Regions from separate parts of the Mus musculus genome. Here region 2 is linked to region 1. Evidence: chromatin contacts called from ENCODE Hi-C or POLR2A ChIA-PET data. All regions are on one chromosome and are shown on one strand. The core of a region is the stretch at or near the end of the contact, and the rest is flanking DNA. Distances in the headings are between cores, read along the strand shown.

Evidence for each region. A loop is a pair of places that touch in the nucleus more often than their neighbours do. ChIA-PET counts read pairs that join two places held with the same protein, here RNA polymerase II (POLR2A).
Region 2: a map of heart shows a loop between it and region 1 (3-fold over the local background). The contact joins the promoter of Chuk here to the promoter of Erlin1 in region 1. A Hi-C loop is called at or near these places in 4 of 37 maps with a recorded cell type or tissue (T-helper 17 cell and heart). POLR2A ChIA-PET finds 5 or more read pairs at or near these places in 3 of 5 experiments (Patski and embryonic stem cell).

Annotation. Positions count from the first base shown.
Region 1 is chr19:44,067,417-44,072,046 of GRCm38, reverse strand. It overlaps Erlin1 (ER lipid raft associated 1), which reads left to right and starts at 2,262. Exons shown (of 12, transcript NM_001164360.1): 1 at 2,262-2,356; 2 at 2,652-2,775; 3 at 4,366-4,447. The coding sequence starts at 2,663.
Region 2 is chr19:44,105,089-44,109,718 of GRCm38, reverse strand. Chuk (conserved helix-loop-helix ubiquitous kinase) reads left to right here and starts at 2,242. Exons shown (of 21, transcript NM_007700.2): 1 at 2,242-2,431. The coding sequence starts at 2,327. It overlaps Cwf19l1 (CWF19-like 1, cell cycle control (S. pombe)), which reads left to right. Exons shown (of 14, transcript NM_001081077.1): 14 at 1-1,082.

The DNA of each region.
Region 1 (4,630 bases), core at 1,013-3,512:
GTAAACCACTCTTATTTTTTGTTCAGTAGCAACTTTCAGAATTAAAATCATAAGTTATCAACTGTATATACTTTATTCTATAGGCAACATTACGAGGAACGAAGAATAAACTCGGAAAGCACAGATACTAGACCAAACCAAGTTTGTGCCCCCAACTCTCCCATCAAGCCCAGCATGGTACTGGGTGAGAGCTCTACTGCTAATCTCTATCTGCAGCTTCTTTTTCTCTTTCTGTTTTGTTTCTGAGACAGGCTGGCCTGAAACTCACTCTTCCTGCCTCCACTTCCCGGCTGGGATTTCAGGCATGTGCTTCCACGACCTGCTTTTTTTTGGCAGGGGAAGGGTGTTGTGATCATAAAAAGAGAAAGAGCTATAAGAATATGTTCTGGCACAATGTTGGGGAAGGGGGTGCCTCAGCGGGCCCATTGCCAAGGCATCCCCTCCCCCTGAGGGACCAGACACACACCAATATAGTATAGAATAGAGTTTATTTAGGGCACGGGGAGGGGAGTTAAGAGGGTAGTAGAGGCAGAGAATGGCAGAGAGTAGAGAAGTAGGGACAGGCCATGGCCACCTGGAGGGGGGCAGGGGAACGGGATGGGAAACAAGGAGGCAAGAGGTAAGAGAGGCAAGAGCTTAAGAGTGAGAGGAGGAGCCAAGCAGCCCCTTTTATGGGGCCACGCCTACCTGGCTGTTGCCAGGTAACTGGGGGGTGGTGGGGGAGCATATGTGGCTGCTGCCAGGAACTGTAAGAGTGGAGCTTAGACAGAATACCAACAAAGGGGACCAGAGGAGATGAAAATAGCTAAACTGTAATATTGGTCTGCAACAAACAAGGTCCCATACATTCCGTGGTAATAAAAATCAAATGCACGATACAGGTTAGTGCATGTATTGAAGGGGTGTGGCTAGATTTGCTCTTACAAAGGCCTGAATTGATTCTCTTGCCTGTCATTCTCTTTGTTACTAGCATCATACATAACCTTGTATTTGCTGTTGTATATCCGTTTCCCAGTTTCCTGTCTGTCTTCACTCTCAGCCAGTTACAGATACAATGCCCCAAAAGCACTGCTTTCTGGTATTTTCCTGCACAGGAGTTTGGTAATCCTTCCAACCTTGTTAACCTTTTCTAGTTGTCTCTGCCCTTAGTGAAATAGAATGCCCTTATTTCCCATGTGTCCCTATATCTCTAAACTCTACCCTTTCCTTTTAGTTTTTGTTTTGTAATACATGCACATGGTGTGGGTTTATTCCCTAAACCTTTTATGATTATTAATTATTGTGTGTGTTGGTGTGTGGTGTGGGGCATGGACCTTTATGTGTGGAGATCAGAGGACAACTTGTGGAGTCAGTTCTCTGCTTTTCACTTCTGTGTGAGGTCTAGGGTGAAAATGAAGTCCTCAGGAGTTCACAAACTCCTCTACCCACTGAGCTATCTCACCAGGTCCACGTGGTATAGAATGTTAAAATACAGTGAAAAAAAAAAAAGGTCGATTCCCAGCACCGATGTGGCAGTTCACAACAGCCTTTAACTCTGGTTCCACGGGATTCAATGCCCTCTTGTGACTGCTGAGGGCACCAGGCACACAGATAGTGACTGACATGCATGCAGGCCTAACAGCCATAAATGAAGTCACTGTCTTCTTGTCATACATTTTCTCTATCAGCAGAAAAATGGATCCTAGACTTTGTAAATCTGGTTCTAGCCTATCTTGCCATACAACTCCTTTCAACCTTATCGCCGTCATGAAAACTCAAGCGTTCACTACTCATTTTGGCCTACAAGACAATCCCGACCTCCACATTCAACATACATATATCATTCTGATCCTGTTTCTGGGTGGCTTTCAGAAAGCACTCTGGTGTAGCATTCTGGCACAAAATAAATATTCAGGCCAAGTCTGAATGGTTAATTCTGGTTGAATAGCTTCCTCTTCTGAACTCGAACCCCTGATTCCTTGAGACTGGTCTGGTAGTTTCCCTAGTGCAGGGTGTGTACCTGGAGAATGTGCTTGCCAGTTGGACTAGGGACGAACCACAAAAGGATGCAGGAACAACTCCTACACTGAGGGGCTGGTCCTGTGCACTAGCATGCCTCAACCAGCGTCTGTCCGAGTGACCCACCCCAGGAGACTTGGTCCTCGTCTGGGCACTTAGAATCACTACACTGTGCGCGCACCCGGGGCCAATTTTGTCCCGCCCGCGCACCGTCTCGCGAGTCGCGGGCGGGGGCTGCGTCGCCTGCGTCCCCGCGCAGCCGCAGTACCGGGCAGGTGGGCGGGGCCGGCTGTTGGCAGCAGTTGGCGGGGCCGGGTGGCGGCTGCACGTGCGGGCGGGGGCGATGCGTCACTGACCGGTGAGGCGAGGCTCGGGGGTCGCGGTCCTCCGAGTGCCTGCGATCAAGGCCGCCCTCAGTCGGGACCTAACGCTTGGGGAGTCGGGGAAGAGGTGTCACGACGTACGCCGAGCCGGGGGCACCCGCGCAGGGGGTTGGCGAGGGGAGCGCTTAGCTGAGAGAGAGAGAGAGAGAGCCCGGGGCCGGAGCGCGGGGCTTCCCGCCTCAGCCGCCCGCGACCGTACGCGGGCTCTTCCCTGGGTGGGGACTGGCCTGTCACTCAACGGACTGAGGTTCCTCTTCTCCCCATGCTCAGGAGGAACAAGGATGAATATGACTCAAGCCCGGCTTCTGGTGGCTGCAGTGGTGGGGTTGGTGGCGATCCTCCTGTACGCCTCCATCCACAAGATCGAAGAGGGACACTTGGCCGTGTACTACAGGTGAGCGCCGCCCTGTGCAGCCCGCGATGGTTCTAGAAGCACAGTGGAAGGGTCCAATGGGTCACAGCGAAGTCTGGGAAGTTGCTCTTTTCCGCGGCGTCAGGGGAGCTGCTTCCAGCCCTGCCTGGGAAGTGGTTTCATCCCAGCTGCCGGGAGTTAACCTTTGGCGGGGCACTTTTCCGTTGTCGGGGCAGTTTAGTGCCAAGTTCGTTCTGTACAGAATTGAAGACACCTTAGGGGGCACGGAAGTAGTCACTGCAACCGAGATGACTTCTCATAGTCCGCACAACTGCACAGGTGTTTAGTTTGCCGCTGTGGATTTTTTCCGGATCTCTGTCTTACATAAAGACAGTTCTCCCCAACACTAAGTTGGGTTTTTTCTTCTTCATTAAAAAATCTCCCATTGTCTGGTTATGTCCCCCAAAGTCTTCATGACCAGAGCAATGTCATATATCCCTAAAGGCCAAGAGACAAAAACCACATTTGCAGGCCACTTTTCTCACTTTTTTTTTTTCAAGTCAAGGTGAAAAAGAGTGTGGACTCAGTTGCCATCCACCTGATTTGGCATAAATCAAGTCTAACTTCCCACCAGGTCCTCGTGGTATAAGCTGGGAAGAGAAGCCAGTTTGTGGACAACTTGGGATAGTGGTTTATTCTGAAACAAGCAGATTTTTGAATATTTCCATCATGCCCCCTAAACTGGTATTTCTACTTTTAGATCAGTCCAGAATCCTAGAAAATACATACTTTTGGTGGTATGTCTTAACAGATGGAGTTCTAGCATAAGAAATACCAGCCTGGACCACATTTCCATCCAGTTTATCACTGTCCTTCTGACAGGAAAACCACGAAGAGAACATACGGAGATACCACTCCAAAAAAAATGACTAATGAACCTGCAAAGGTTCATCTTTTGAGTTATGACTTAGGACAAGGATGAATGTTGTGGGAACTTACTATTCGTTGTGTAAAGTAGGACTTTGTGTTGTATTTGTCCCAAATTTGCAGGGGGTGCTTTCACCGTTCACATACTACAGAGTTTGATAAACAAGCCCCTCTCTCAGCTGTCAACTCAACCCTTTCGCTGTCTGTCTTTCCATGCTAGGTTTTTGTTACCTTTAGACAGAAACCATCCCCCTAGGATTGGACTCATGTATTGAAAGAACCATTAGCCTCAGAAAGTTTCTTCTTCCTTGAAAGTTTGGTTTTTTCCTTTTTTAAACTTAGCGATTAAATGTATTGTTTTGATTTGTCTCTTGTTATGTGTCATTAATTGAGAGTCATTAGAATTTTTTCCATAAGTATTTATCGGCAAACTAAAGACCAGAGAGGATCTTTTGAACCCAAGAGCAGTGCTAGAGACGCAGAGGTGTGGTTGGTGGAGCTTATGAAACAGGGTGCAATATTGGCAGTGGACTTGGATGCATTTTCACACTTTTAAATGTGATGGATGTTTGAAGTAGCAGTTGTTGAGTCACTCTGTTGTGAGGGTAGTAGGTTAGTAACATGAATATGAGTGAATGTTTGTTATAGCATTTTAAGTTGAAAAGAGATCCGAACAGTTTTGTCAACTGGAACGTCTTTTTGCAGGGGAGGAGCTTTGCTAACGAGCCCCAGTGGACCAGGCTATCATATCATGTTGCCTTTCATTACAACATTCAGATCTGTGCAGGTGAGTGACTCCTAGGGATTCCAGATAGACAGGTGTGACAGGAGTTACCGCACTGGTGGGTGGAGACGGAGTTCCTTATTGCTTAAGCAAACGTTGGTATTTACTCAGATGGGAAGTGAAAGTTCATAGTACAACTGTCACAGCACAAGTCATGATGTCAAACTGCCTTGCCAAGACTGCCTT
Region 2 (4,630 bases), core at 993-3,492, 38 kb before region 1:
TGAGTTTAATTTGAATGTGTTGTGTTAGATGTTTAAAATACCGGAGTTACCCAGTACACGTGTCCAGAATGCCATTAGACGCTTCTTCTAAGACTCATGCAGAACAGGATTGGGGCTAGGGCTTTGAGTGCATTTTCAATGTTTCATGTGTGTAAGACACCTGAGTTATCTCACAGCTGTGTCCAGAGTGCAGGTAGATAATTCTCAAACTCATGCAGATCTAGGTTGGTGATTGGGCTTCGGGAACAGCCAGGGTATGGACCAGAGTGAACTTACAAAATAAAAAGGGCAAATGCTATAACCTAGAGCTTTTCCACCTGGCCTCTTTGTTCCCCAAAGTAGGGCCTCTGAGACTTCTTAATATTTCATGAATAAATTCTGAGGCCAAAAGCTTTGGCTGGTTCCCCAGCTGGCTCATAACTTAATCACCAGTTTATCCTAAGGCCTGCCAAGTGGCTGGCTCCCTCTCCTTCAGCTTCAGGGCCAATCTTTCCCCCCTGACTATTTCCCAGAATTCTTTCATTCATACCTCCCCTGCTCCCCCTGACCCCAGCACCCTTTTCCCTCTCTGCTGGATGTCCCACCTCCTAGTCCTGCCTCAGCTCATTGGCCATAGGGTTTTTATTGACAGGTGACTCTGCCATACACTGCACAAGAGATTCTATGCAAACACAGTCAGTTCCACCTTAAATATGACTATGATTTAAGGAGCAGCACAGGGAGAAACAGCAGTGTGAGCACAGGAGGACGCTGCAAGCTGGAAGCCAGAAGACAGGAATTGGTCATTGTTCCTGTATAGACCACGAACAGTTTCACTTTGTTCTCATAAAAATCTCCTGACCTCCATTTTGTTTCTGAACAACAAAAAAACTAAAACAGTCTTGGAAACCTGAAGATTGTGGAGCCTGACAGGAACCATTTTACAGTTAAAAAAATTAAAAGGCCAGGTCTTTAATCTTAGCATTCTGCAGGCAGACCAGTGAGTTTTAAGGCCAGCCTGGTCTACATAATGAGTTCCAAGTCAAACAGGGCTATAGCAATAAACCTTGAGTTGCATTTTAATTATAGAATATTTAAAAAGCAAACTCACTGTAGAAACCAGTTTGAGTAATTTAGACAGAATTATCTTGGCTGGAGTTTTCAGCATCCCTCGAGTACAAATTATGAAACTGCATCCCACCTGTCACTCCTGGCTCTACCATACACAGCAAATGAGGTTTCATCCTGTTACATGACCGTCTCCTCTGCTCTAAAGATGCTCTCTCAGAGCCTCATTTCTATTACCTTCAAGTTTAATATTCCAATTCCATGAAAGATATGAAAATAATAGAAACCAGTTTATCGAATACCACTCACTATTAGTGACCCACAACATCGAATTGCATGCTGACGTTGAGAATTTGATTTTATGCTGACTCTTACACTTTTGAGTTATTAGCATCGCTAGCTTCAGCCCGGTACAAGCTTGTAATCCCAGTCTTGGAAAGACGGAGAAATACGTTCTAGTCCAGGCTGGACTGTATTGAGATCCTGTCTCAGAACAGGACACCTAGAGTCCATGAAGTGGATAACCCACTCAAATGGCTAGGTGGGTTGGCTTTCCCTGTGCAGCCCACCACTCAGAAGTATGCCTCTCTGGACCGAGAGCTCCTCCAGGCTTGTCTTTATAGCCCTGTGGTGCACCTCAGAAACAATTCCAACTCAAGTCGGAGAGAACAAGGCTGATAAACAGTAAGGTCGGTAGGGAGACTCACGAAGTCGCGAAGAAGAGTTTTCACTCTGGAATAAGTCACATCCTTGGTTGGTTTGGGATTATGGAGAGATTCTGATTTACAAGGCTAATGAATCAACAGGGCGGTTAGCGCAGTTTTCTTTAATACTTATGGTGGCCTTAACCGGTGCCGACCGGCGAGTGTGGTAGGATTCGAGGGGCAGAGGGCAGGGCTCTCAAAAAGATGAAATGTGAATGAGGTAGGGACAATGTGGATTTTAGAGTTTGGAGAGAGATCTATTTTAAATAAAAACACGTTGTATGAAACCTTCAAAGAACTAATTAAAAAATATCTATACAAACAAAAATAAAATAAATAGGAACCGCACGCACGATGGTCCTCGCAGGTTGGAAGTTGCCCAGGGCAAGCCGCTGGTGCCCAGTTTCCGGCAGCACCAATCCCAGGGTGATTCCAGGAGCTCGGGGCGGGACTCTGCATGCGGAAGCTAGCGGAAGTGACGCAGTCTCGCGAGACGGAGGACTCCGCAAGCCTCGGCGGCCCGGAACCGGCCTTAGACCGGCGGCGTTGCCTGAGGCGGCTGGCGCTCCCGCCCCATGGAGCGGCCCCCGGGGCTGCGGCCGGGCGCGGGCGGCCCCTGGGAGATGCGGGAACGGCTTGGCACCGGCGGTTTCGGGAACGTCAGTCTGTACCAGCACCGGGTGAGGCGGGGGGCGGGAGCCGTGGCGCGGGCTCTGTCTGGGCGTCCCTGGGACCCGAGCTGTCAGTCAAGGTGGGAGGAGTGGTGGTCGCGACCCTGGACGGGGCTGGGGGCTGGGGCAGTGAGCGAGGGCGAGCGATGGAGCATCCTGCGCTTGTGAGCCTGGGTGGCCGCGGTCCAGGTGTGTCGGAGGTCCCCGGGCAGTGAGTGACAGGCAGCTGTTGCAGCTGTGTGTGGTGATGAGGAGTCTGTACAAAGTCGAGTGCCGATGCGTGTTGTGTGTTTTGTGTATGTGTGTTGTGTGTGTCTCCGTGTGCCTGCTCACACTCCCTCGGGAGCGAGCGGTGTGATCCACTGGAGACTGGACTAGACGAGAAACCTTACGGGTGTGTCCAGAGTTGACCCTTGGGAAACATTGACAGACTTTGGAATTGGAGCGTTTCAGGTAAAAACCAGGGTGAGGGTAAGATGATGAAATCGATCCTTGCTTCGGAGGAAAGAAAATAGAGGGGTTTGTTCTGCAGAAGACAGCTAAGATCAGGCTCAGGAAATTTGTTTTGATTTATCGAAGAACATGTAACCGTTACAACAGCAGTTATTCCTGTCCTTAAAAGGTTTTCAAACTAACAGTCACTTTTCTTACTTTAACGTGTTGTTGTTAATGTTCGGGGTGGAACACAGGACCTTGCACATGCTAGGCAAATGGTCTACCGTTGGGTTACAGCCTCAGCCCTAGTTAATCATGTTTGAGTTGTGGGTCTTTTGAAAAGTCAGTAAAACGCATCTTTTCTCCGGAAAAAAAAATCATATCAATACAAGCCAGTGCATTATTAGTGAGGGTTTTGCTTTCCTGAAGGGTGTAAGGAATAGATCTTGAACACCAATCATTGTAGTATAGGATTTGTTGACTGTAAAATATTTAGAAGAATATACATACATTCTGGGCCTGCTTGAGAGTTGAGTCAGATGGTAACAGAGACGTTAGGAAGTACAAGATAGGTACTGTAATTCCGCTGATAGCTCTCCACTGTCAAGTTATGGCAACCCTCATTACTTGGACTTTTATAAAAGGAGCAGTAAGATAAAAATGGTGTTCTGGAACATCATATATGAGGAATACGTTTTAATTAGAAAAACAGTAAGCCAATTACAGGACATGAAATGATTTAGTTGATTGCTATATCAGGCGCTGATGGTACCCAAATCAACAAGAATAATATGTTCTACTCTGAAGGAGCTTTCCGTTTCAGAGAGGGGGTGGGCATGGTGGCATCCTCTTGTAATCCTAGTATCAAGGGTTCTGAGGCAGGAGGATTTGGAGTTTGAGACCTGACTGGGTGGCTTTCATATCGTGCTCAAGGCCGGTGTCAGTTACATAAGAAGGCCCTGTCTCAGAAATAAACATTAAGTACAGTTTGATACCCTAGGCACTGAAAGATGTCTTAGGGTTTTATTGCTGTGAAGAGATACCATGACCAAGGCAGCTTTTATAAAGCAAAACGTTTAGTTGGGGCTGGTTTCAGAGGTTTAGTCAGTTCTCACTTGGTGGGACATGGTGGCACGCAGGCAGACGAGGCACTGAAGAAGTAGCTGTGAATTCTATATCCTTGACCCAAAGACAGCAGGGAGAGGCTGTGTCTCACCGTGGGTGTACCTTGCGCTTAGGAGACCTTAAAGCTTGAGCCTACAGTGACACACTTCCTCCAACAGTACCTAGTGCTGCCACTCTCTATGGCCTACCATTGAATCACATGAGTCTATGGGGGTCATCACACCCAACTTAGTCTCATTTAAAAAACAACAACAGCAAAAGCCCATCTTTTTGTTGTTGTTTGGCAACTATAAAGTTCCCAAGAGAATATTCTTTTTGAAAAGATTGAGTTTCTCGGGGTAGGTGAGTGTTGTGGTAAATATTTAAAAAGACCCTCCACCTCTCCGAGTTCCATCCAGCTACTCTCTGCCCGCCAACTCTCCGGTGGGGCTGCAGCTCCTAAGTTCCCTTTGCTGCTATGCCAACCCAACACAGCAACAGTCCACTCCACTATCAGCCACCACAACATCCAGCAACCCAGTAGAAACAAAACTCTAGAAGTTTATAATTAACCAGTCAGGTTTATATATCAATAAATTCTCAATTCACAACATGCCAATACAATAATTTCAAAACCAGTTGATACTGATAAAAGCTGCCCACCTAGGC